Regions from separate parts of the Homo sapiens genome. Here region 1 is linked to region 2. The links are chromatin loops, found by intact Hi-C in ENCODE. Cell type or tissue: IMR-90. All regions are shown on one strand. Each heading gives the region's core, and the rest is flanking DNA. Links, peaks and the distances in the headings are about the cores only.

The links. Hi-C counts contacts between places; a loop is a spot of excess contacts. Peaks named below come from ENCODE experiments on the same cell type or tissue, not always from the same donor. Only the 100,000 strongest peaks of a DNase experiment are listed, where the experiment ranks them.
Region 1: it touches region 2 in a loop (9-fold over the local background); 19 of 110 quality-filtered maps call a loop at or near these places.

Annotation. Positions count from the first base shown.
Region 1 is chr3:112,435,448-112,440,839 of GRCh38, reverse strand. No RefSeq gene overlaps it. Among named protein-coding and RNA genes, the nearest start is that of BTLA, 61 kb to the left of the region's middle. In IMR-90, for the core only: a CTCF peak has its summit at 3,053 (motif pointing right); no DNase peak of the experiment used is centred there.
Region 2 is chr3:112,325,138-112,330,529 of GRCh38, reverse strand. LOC105374042 (a long non-coding RNA gene) reads right to left here. Exons shown (of 5, transcript NR_147411.1): 2 at 3,880-4,008; 3 at 2,836-2,919; 4 at 1,144-1,184. Among named protein-coding and RNA genes, the nearest start is that of CD200, 5.3 kb to the left of the region's middle. In IMR-90, for the core only: a CTCF peak has its summit at 2,975; a DNase peak (open chromatin) is centred at 2,949; H3K27me3 peaks cover 143 bases.

The DNA of each region.
Region 1 (5,392 bases), core at 319-5,318, 110 kb before region 2:
TTTGGCAGAGTCTTTAGGGTTTCCTAAGTATAGAATAATGTTATTAGTGAAGAGAGATAGATTGACTTGTTATTTTCCTATTTGGATGTCTTTTATTTCTTGTTCTTTCTTGATTGCTCTGGCTAGGACTTCCAGTACTTGTTGAATAGGAGGGCATCCTTGTCTTGCTCCAGTTTTCAAGTGGAATGCTTCCAGCTTTTCCTGTTCAGCATGGTGTTGGCTGTGGGTTTTTCATAGATGGTTCTTATTAATTTGAGGTACGTTCCTTTGATGCCTAGTCTGTTGAGAGTTTTTATATGAAGGGAAGTTTGAATTACCGAAAGCTTTCTCTGCATCTATTGAGATAATCATATGCTTTTTTCCTTTTAATTCTGTTTATGTGGTCAATCACATTCATTGATTTGCATATGTTAAACCAACCTTGCATCCCAGGAATAAAGCCTACTTGATAGTGATGAATAAGCTTTTTGATATGCTGCTGGATTCAATTTGTTAGTATTTTGTTGAGCATTTTTAAAAATCTATGTTCATTAGGTTTATTGGTCTAAAGTTTTCTTTTTTTATTGTATCTCTGCCAGATTTTGGTATCGGAATGATGTTGGCTTCAGAAAAGGAATTAGGGTCAGGAGCTCCTTCTCAATTTTTTGGACTAGTTTCAGTAGAATTGGTACCACTTCTTTGTACATCTGGTAGAATTCAGCTGTAAATCTGTCTGGCCTAGGGCTTTCTTTGCTCAGTAGGATTTTTATTACTGATTCAATTTCAGAGGTTCTTATTGGTTTGTTCATGTTTCACTTTCTTTCTGGTTCAATATTGTGAGGTTGTGTGTTCCCATGAGTGTACCCATTTCCTCTAGATTTTCTAATTTGTGTGCATAGAGGTGTTCATAATAGTCTCTAAGCATCATTTGTTTTTCTATGCAGTCAGTTGTAATGTCACCTTTGCCATTTCTTATTGCACTTACTTGGCTCTTCTCTTTTTTTTTCTTTGTTAGTCTAGCTAGTGGTCTATTAATCCCATTTATTTTTTGAAAAAACCAACACTTGGTTTCATTAAACTTTTCTATGGGCTTTCACATCTCAATTTCATTCAGTTCATCTCTGCTTTTAGTTGTTTTGTTTTCTTCTAATAGCTTTGGGGTTGGTTTGTTCTATTTTTTTCTAGTTCCTCTAGGTATGATGTTCTTTAATTTGAGGTCTTTCTAACTTCTTGATGAAGGCATTCAGTGATATAAACTTTCCTCCTAACACTGTATTTAGCTGTATCTCAAATATTTAAGTAAGTTGTATCTCTGTTTTCATTAATTCTAAAGAATTGTTTTGATTTCTGCCCTAATTTTGTTGTTCACCCAAGAGTTATTTAGGAACAAGTTGTTTTTTTCTTTTTTGGGGGGACAGAGTCTCGCTCTGTCACCCAGGCTGGAGTAGAGTGGCGCCATCTCAGCTCACTGCAACCTCTGCCTCCCAAGTTCAAGCGATTCTCCTGTCTTGGCCTCCCAATTAGCTGAGACTACAGGCACGTGCCACCATGCCTAGCTAATTTTTTGTATTTTTAGTAGAGACAGGTTTCACCATGTTAGCCAGGATGGTCTCGATCTCCTGACCTTGTGATCTGACTGCCTCGGCCTCCCAAAGTGCTGGGATTACAGGTGTGAGCCACCGCACCCAGCCAGGAACAAGTTGTTTAATTTACATGTTGTTGTGTAGCTTTGAGAGATCATGGTATTGGTTTCTATTTTTATTGCATTGTAGTCTGAGAATGTGCTTGGTATAATTTCTATGATTTTGAATTTATTGAGACTTGCTTTATGACTGAGCGTGTGTTTGATCTCAGAATATGTCTTGTGTGTGAATGAGAAGAATGTATATTCTGTGGCTGTTGGGCGGAATATTCTGTAGCTGTCTATAGGTCTAGTTGGTCAAGTGTTGAGTTTAAGTCCAGAATTTGTTTGTTAGTTTTCTGCCTCAATCATCTGTCCAATGCTGTCAGTGGGGTGTTAAAAGTCCCCACTATTTTTCTGTGGCTGTCTAAATCTTTTTGTATGTCAAGAAGAACTTGGTTTTACGAATCTGAGTGCCTTAATGTTGGGTGCATATATAATTAGGATGGTTAGGTCTTGTTGAATTGATCCCTTTATCATCATGTAATATCCTTCTCTGTTCTTTCTGCTTGTTGTTAACTTAAAATCTGTTTATCTAGTATAAGAATAGTGACTCCTGCCATTCCTTGTTTTTAATTTGTATGGTAGATCTTTCTCCATCCCTTTACTTTGAGGCTGTGTCAGTTATTACATGTGAGATGAGCCTCTTAAAGATAGCAGAGAATTAGATCTTGTCTTTTTATCCAGCTTGTCACTGTATGCCTTTTTTTTTTTTTTTTTTGAGACGGAGTCTCGCTCTGTCGCCCAGGCTGGAGTCCAGTGGCGCGATCTCCACTCACTGCAAGCTCCGCCTCCCGGGTTCACGCCATTCTCCTGCCTCAGCCTCCTGAGTAGCTGGGACTACAGGTGCCCGCCACCACGCCTGGCTAATTTTTTTGTATTTTTAGTAGAGATGGGGTTTCACCATGTTAATCAGGATGGTCTCGATCTCCTGACCTCGTGATCTGCCCGCCTCGGCCTCCCAAAGTGCTGAGATTACAGGCTTGAGCCACTGCGCCTGGCCCACTCTATGCTTTTTAAGTGGGGCATTTAGACCATTTACATTCAGGGTTAGAATTGGTATGTAAGATTTTGACCCTGTCATCATGCTGTTATGTGGTTGTTAGCTGGCTGAGGGGATAGTCTGTTCATTTGGAGGTCAGGGGACACTCTGTTTTTTAAATTGCCAGAATTCTTTGCCTATTCTTTCTCATTGAGAAGGCTGGTCTTCCTTTAACTGTGGCGCCAAATGAGCATCATCATCTGTCTTTGTTTCTGGGTGCTTTCAGAGGGTCAAGGCTCTGTGTAGGATCTTTAATTGTGGCTGGATTTTTGCCTAGGGTCTGACAGGCTTTGTATACTGGCAAAATATTTTTGGTGTTGTAATTTGGAGTGTGAACCAGTAGATGGAGCTTCAGGGTGTTGGCCAGCAGATAGGCTCTTAGCCATACAGCTCTCTGTGTATTTCAGCACATTCACAGTAGTACTCTGTGATGGCAGTGAGAAAGATAGGTGACCCCCCAACAAGGTCTGCTCCAGGGCCTTGGAGAAGCCCCCTTTGATTACTGGCACCGCATTCATATTTCCTTTGTTAGGCACTCTGGGCAGCAGGGTTTCCTCACGTACTGGCTGTGGCTGGCATTCAGGTCACACCCTTCCTGGATCGGCCCTGTAGAAGGAGGCACAACTCATTCCCGTCAGCCCAAGAACCTGAGTATCTCATCCCTCAAAGTGTTCTGGGAGTAGGGCACCTCTCCTGCTTGGGCACTGCCAAAGCCAGTGAGCCTTGTCTGGCTAGAGGCAGTGGGGGTGGGTGGAGTGGCATGGACCACCATCTGCATGCTTTCTAGGGGAACACGGGGCTTTGCCCACCTGCAGAGTTCAGGCAGGAGAGGGGCTGCTGTGCTGGAAGCCCAAGCTGGTGAGTCCCATCTGGCTAGCAGCAGTGTGGGTCAGAGAAATCTCCCAATTCATCACCTGAGTGTTTCCTGGGGGGACACAGAGCTGTGCCCACTGGCAGAGTTCAGGCAGGGCTGGGTCTGCTGTAGTGGAAGGAGTCGTCAAGCCTTGTCTGGCAGGTAGGAGTGAAGCAATCTGACTGCTCCCCAACACCACAACTGTGGCCTCTATTGGTGTTACGGCTGTTGGTGCCAGGTTGTTCAGGTGTCTAAGGCCTAAGGAGCTCCCCATGGTTTTGAGTGGTACCTCTGCAAAAACTCTGGCAACTTTCTGTATCAGTCTAGAGGCCCAGGGTAGGGTGGGGGTCAAGGGTGTTCTCCCATTTCCTGAATTGCACAGGTTCCTGTGATAAGTGTGGATTCCCTGGGAGCTCTTACTCCCTCACCCTGTCCCTGTATTCGGAAGCTTCTCTTGGCTCCCTGCTAGTCCTGGGTGGGCAGATGCCCAGCTTCACTATTTTCTGTTCTCTTTGTGTCCTCTCTCTCCCTTGATGGATCCTGACATGGATTCTTGGATGATCCACTTAAAGAGTCAGTATTTACTTGCTACTTTGTTTCCTCTCTGTTAGAGTGGCACACACTAGCTGCTGCTAGTCAGCCATCTTGAACCACTTCAGGAATTTTTTTTCTGGTATGAATCTTCAGAAAATTCGTACAGAAAGAGTTTTGGTGATAAATATTCTAAATTTTTACATGTATATTTTTATTTTATCTTCCTAATTTGACTTTGATTGGAATTCTAGTATTAAATTCTAGTGTAGCTTTCTGGAAAATTTGAAGATATTTTTTCATTATCTATTGCCTTCAGAGTTTCTGAGAAGATTGATGTCAATTCATTCTTATTCATTTGTAGGTAATTTTTATTGTTGTTATATGAAAGCTCTTAGAATTTCTCCCCATAATTTTGTGGGTTCTGAAATAACACTATAGGTAGTGTGTTTACATTTTTTCTTGTTTGGCTTTTAGTAGAAATTTTAAGTTTCAGGACTCATGTCTTTCTCTGCTCAGGGTAATTCTCTTCTATTATTTCTTTAAATATCATCTCCTCCTTGTTTGGTCTACTCTTACTTTTGTGAACTCCCATGAAATGGCTGTCGAAATTCTGGGTCTAGTCTGCAAAGTCTTTTAAGTTTTATTTCATATGTTCCCGCTCTTTGACTCTTTGTATGCATTCTAGGGCAATTCTTTGTCTCACTCTGCTAGCTTACTACATCAACCTTCAGTTGGGTCTGCTCTACTTTTTAGACTATCTCTTAAGGTTGTCATTTCAACAACCACATTTTTAATTTTCACAATCAATAATTTGTATTTTTTTTACTTATTCTGAGAATGCTAATTGTGCTTCCTCCCCAACCCCACCCCCCTGCAAAAAAAAGCTCTGCTCAGGTTGCTCTATTAATTCTATTTTTCCCTCTGTAGGTTCTTGGGTTTATTGACTTTACTCTTTCTCTATGTGTTGGCTTCCCTCAAACATCTCATTATTCCCATAGTGAAGACTTTATTTTTGATTGTGTGTCATAGGTGTTTGTGCAGCCCACGAGGGCATTATTTTATTGAAAGTGTGTGGGAAGTACAGCATGCTGACAGGATAGCACCTCGGTGTGTATTTTTCTGAGCATGGCTGCTCCTCATTTCTTTTACAAATCACAGTCACATGCACATTGTCCATTCTCCATTCTCTCTAATCTACTCTTCCTCATATTGTAAGCAATCACTCCCATTGCATGACTAGTCAATAGGGTAGGGGTTGGTCAGCTTGGCTGTTCCTGCTAATCACCATGTTTATTGCCTCTTC
Region 2 (5,392 bases), core at 86-5,085:
TAATCAGGAGGCTGAGATGGGAGGATTGCTTAAGCTCGGGAGGTTGAGGCTGAAGTGAGCCATGATGGAGACACTGCACTCTAGCCTGGGTGATGCAGTGAAACACTATTTCAAAAAAAAAAATAGCTTAAAAACAACATTTTTAGGTTAAAAGAGACTTGGGACACAGAAGAGTGAACAAAAGGGGAAAAACTCCCAGCCATAATGAAGCATAAACATTGTATTAAAAACCCTTTGAAAAAGAAGAAATTTGCTTACATAATTTTTTTTAAAGAAAGGTCTGCAGGAAAAAGAAAAAAATGACATTTAAAATTATTGGACAGATTTAAAGGAGCATTCAGAATTAATATATCACCTTAACTATATCAGATGTCAATATTGAGCAAAAGAAGCAAACAAGGAACTCAACAAAATGAGAAGAAAAAAAATAATAAAACTAAAGGCAGAAATCAATAAAAACGAACACAAATAGAATAAATATAATTTTTTTAGAGATTAATTGATCAAACGGGTGGCATGTAATACTCAGAAAATTATTTCTGTAATACTCAGAAAATTATTACTGTAATACAGAGTAACAATATAGAATGAAAAGGGAGAATTAATACTGATGCAACAAATAGCAAAAATAACAAAACAATATTGTGAACAGTAATATGAAAACTTACACAAAATGAATAAATTTCTGAAAGTGGCAAATTGGCCATAAAAATTTAAAAATTAAATAGGCCAATAAATTAGTAAGCAAGTAAATCAAAATCAAAGACTTGTTTTGCAAAATAAATAAATAAATAACAGACCTAGAGGATTGTTGAGGAATAGATCTATCTTATTCATGTTCAAAAGGGAGAATTATAAAATTACTAAGATCTTTCTTTGAGGCTAGTGTTATTTTAATTTTAAAGCCAGGAAAGGATAATCCAAGAAAATAAAATTATAGTCCTCTTTTACTTATAAATATAAAGCAGAACAATTTCCAAAATGGCTTAACATTAGAAAACTGTCAGTATAATTTATTATATTAGTAAATTGCTATGAAAAATTCATGATTATCTCAACAAGTACCAATAAATTTTTTCTTAAGTTCAACAACATATTTATCATAAAAGCAAAGGAGATAAGAATAAGAAAATATTTCCTAACCTTATGCTTAGTGATCAAACTGCAGTAAATGTCATATTCAACTGTAAGGAAATTTTAGACATGGTCTTTTAAATCGGAAACAAGAAAAAGATAACTGTTATTGCAGGTATTAAATATAAAAAGAGGTGTCGATTGGAAAGAAAGAAGCAAAACTGTCATTAGTTGTAAGAGAGAGAATCAACTTCATGAAAAACAATCAAAATCAACAGAAAAACTTAAATACAGAGTTTAGCACAGTTTCCAAATATTGGTTAACTTAAAAAATCCAAAAATGTTCCTAAACCACTAATAATAACCAGCTAGAAATTTTTTAAAATATCATTAATTATAGTGAATAAATTAAAAGTACCAAAGAATTAACCTAGCAAAAATTACACCTACATTGAGAAAATTGTAAAGCCTTCCTAAAAGACATTTAGAAAGACTTGAATAAATGGATAATATATTTATGGCTGAAGGAAATTCCACTATAAAGACATCAATGCCCCAAACTCAAACTTATTAACAACTTATAGTTTGACTTAACATTGTTAAATCCATCTACTTTTTATCCACAAAAAGTGGACTTTTGGTTTTCCATTAAATACTTCTGTTCCCCTAACAGTATAACTGAAAAATGTAATAGAGTGATGCCAAACAGGGAGAAGTAATCTATATCTAGTATGTAAAGGATCTAAGATATAAAAAATTTCTGGCTGGGTGCGGTGGCTCACCCCTGTAATTCCAGCACTTTGGGAGGCCGAGGCAGGAGGATCATTTGAGGTCAGGAGTTCGAAACCAGCTTAGCCAACATGGTGAAACCCTGTCTCTACTAAAAATACAAAAAGGGGCGCTGTGGCTCACGCCTGTAATCCCAGCACTTTGGGAGGCCAAAGCAGGTGGATCACCTGAGGTCAGGAGTTCAAGACCAGCCTCAAAATATGATGAAACCCCTTCTCTACTAAAAAATAACAAAAATTAGCTGGGCGTGGTGGTGGACACCTGCAATCCTAGTGACTTGGGAGGCTGAGGCAGGAGAATCACTTGAACCCAGGAGGCGGAGGTTGCAGTGAGCCGAGATCTCACCATTGCACTCCAGCCTGGGCAACAAGAGTGAAACTCCGTCTCAAAAAAAAAGAAAATACAAAAAATTAGCTGGGCATGGTGGTGGGCACCTGTAATCCCAGCTACCTGGGAGGCTGAGGCAGGAGAATCACTTGAGCCCCAGAAGTGGAGGTTGCAGTGAGCTGAGATCGCAGCATTGCACTCCAGCTCTGGGTGACAGAGCAAGACTCCGTCTCAAAAAAAAAAAAAAAAATTTGCAAATATAAACAGCCAACCAGACATTACTTGAAGATGTAGACAAGAACTTTACAGAAGGGGAAACTTGAATGGCTAACAAATATATGAATACATGCTCATACTTATTAATAATCTGAAAAAATGCAAATCAAAGCAGTCATTCAATTGGTGATGATGGGAGGGGATCTGAATCAGGGAATAAATAGAAATATTCAAAGACATTAATATTAATATAACCTCATTAGAAACCAATAATTCATGAAATTTGATTATATATTTAACCAAATCATTGTTTTCATTTATTTCTAAAATAATTGTTGCTACCAAATGCATGATTTAATTTGGAAGGTTAAATCTTAAATTTGAAGTGTACAAAATAACAGTAACAAATTCACAAACCTTCCAATTTACCTGTATGTGAGAAGAGAATGGCTCATTGCATTCTCCATGTGAGGCTGTCTCAAATGAAGTATTGGTTCACACATACTCTGTGACCTAGAGATACAGCGACATTAATGTATCCATAAGAGGAATACAGCCCAAACACTCCCCCTCATGGCAGTACATTGTAAGAGTATGCTACGAGTAAAAAATTGGGAGATTCAGACTCAAATTCTCTTGAGATTGACCAAAGTATATTTTCAAATGCTTAGTTGGGCATAAAAATACTCCAATTACAGAACTTGCAGATTATTTCCACTCTATAATAGTGAGAGTCATAACCTATGATTTGTCCCCTTGGAGAGTCTATTCATTATACTCTAAAATTTAAACCACTGGTCCTTATATGTTCCATATATTTCAGATTCATATATAGAGATAATTAACCTATTCCTTTGGATGTAAAATAGGCGTTTCAAAATTAACATGTTCAAAATTGAACTCTGGATTCTCTTTCCATAGTTTATTCTTTCTCTGATCTTTCCCGTATTTGTAAAAGTTTTCTTCATCTAACACCAAAAAGCAAACAATCATCGGGACAATTCTTATATTTTGCTCTTTTACCACAGCTGTTCCTTCAGCAAATCTTGCTATCCTAAACTTGTCCTTAATCCCTCAGTCCCCTTTGCTGCTACTCTAGTCCAGGCCACCATCAACTCTCATCTTAACTACTGCAATAGTCTCTTTGAAAAATCTCCTTCCAGTCTCTACCTTTTTTTACCTCTCAATGAGCTTCCTCCCACCAGTTGTCTGTGGTCCATATTCTCTCGTGCAAAAACCTGTCCTCAGTAAAGACTCTTAAACTCAATTTACCATAAGTATTAATGATAACTAACAGCCTACCTTTGTAATATTCCAGAGTAAACTATCACTTTAAAAAAGATATACCCTTCACTGCGGGAATTACCAAGCATGTGGAAGAGTTTTTTCATAACAACTCTTTTCATGACGGATTTTGCCACAGCCCTTGGAATTTCTTTTTTTAATGATTGAAACTAACCCTGTTTCACTCACCCTCTTTTTCACAAACAGGTAACATCTTCTTTCTCAGAGTAATACAGAGGATAACGATGACAACACATGAAATAAATTAAAATGTTATGAGTGCACCTATAGGTAGACAAATAGAAGAACTAGATGTACCTGAAAAACACAAATCAGAAACGTTCTTTGTGACTATACTTCTTTTCTATACACTGTATTGCCCTCTTGATACCTTTAATCTGTAATGCTCTTTTGAGATGCCTTGCCTCTTTGACATTAAAATTAATACTATAATGAGATTTGCCATATTTTACTTTATTAAAAAAACTAACAAATATTCAAACTCCTACATGTTCTTCAAAGATATATAACATCTAATATAATCTTAACATTCTCAAGAATAAGAAAAAATAGGTAATCACCTAAATATTTATCACAGAAAAATGGTTAAGCAAAATATAATATAATGTAATAAATAATAAATTAATAAATAATTTTATTAAGAATTATATATAAATTTATAATTATATATATAAATAAGCTTAATAATAAAATATAATGTCACTTGCTGACTATATTACTAAAATGGAATTTCCAGAGTCTGGAATAAACTCAGAAAATAAATGTATAATAATAATAATAAATATTCAAGATGAATGTACTGAGTAATGCGATAAGCATTTTATAGGGACCATTTATTCACATTATCTGGGTAAGTGCAGTTATTAGGTACAGATGAGAAAACGCAGTCTCAGTGATGTTAAGAAAATCACTCAAAGATATACCATGATTAAGTGGAAAAAGTGAGAAACAAGTTTAATTTTCACTTGAGTGCCTACACTCAAGAAAAACAATTTTTCAGGCATCAACACTTTAAAAAATAGCTACTTTGACCAAAGTGTAACTAAATTGTGTTACTGACATGTGTTCGTTTAGCCCTCTGAATAAAATGTACATTTTTTTATCGCAATTTAAAATTAACAAAAAGCCATCACTATAATTGTCAATGATTCTTCTTAGATATGATATAAAAATGAACATATACACTTTATGTTGGCCCTTAAGTAAGTTTTTGCTAACGTTAACATGAAATATTTTGCATTTTGCATATTTAGGTCTTCTCACAGTAGGCTTTTTTTGTGTCCTCTTCCTAATTGCCAGACTGCTGTAATTTTCCTGCTTACAGTAACCTCTCACTCTTTTTAAATTTGCTGCTTTGAATTTTCATTACCATTGAAGGAAAAGAGAAATCTTTTTTAGTAGTTCTTCTCTGAAATGTTATTTAGAGAGTGCATGTGATCCGGTGTGCCATTTATTTTTGAGTGCTCAGACATCGTTTTGTCTCAGTTTCTAGATTTTACCAATAGTCTTTCTCAAGAAAATACTACATAGTCATTCTAAATAGGTGGAGGGGGATGAATGTGAAGAGTTTGGTGGTAAAATATGAACACATCCTTAAAGTCAACAACAACAATGCATAGAAAGAAAGCCTTATATAAGAATTTCAACAGAATTTGGGATTTATATTGCTAATATTTGTTAC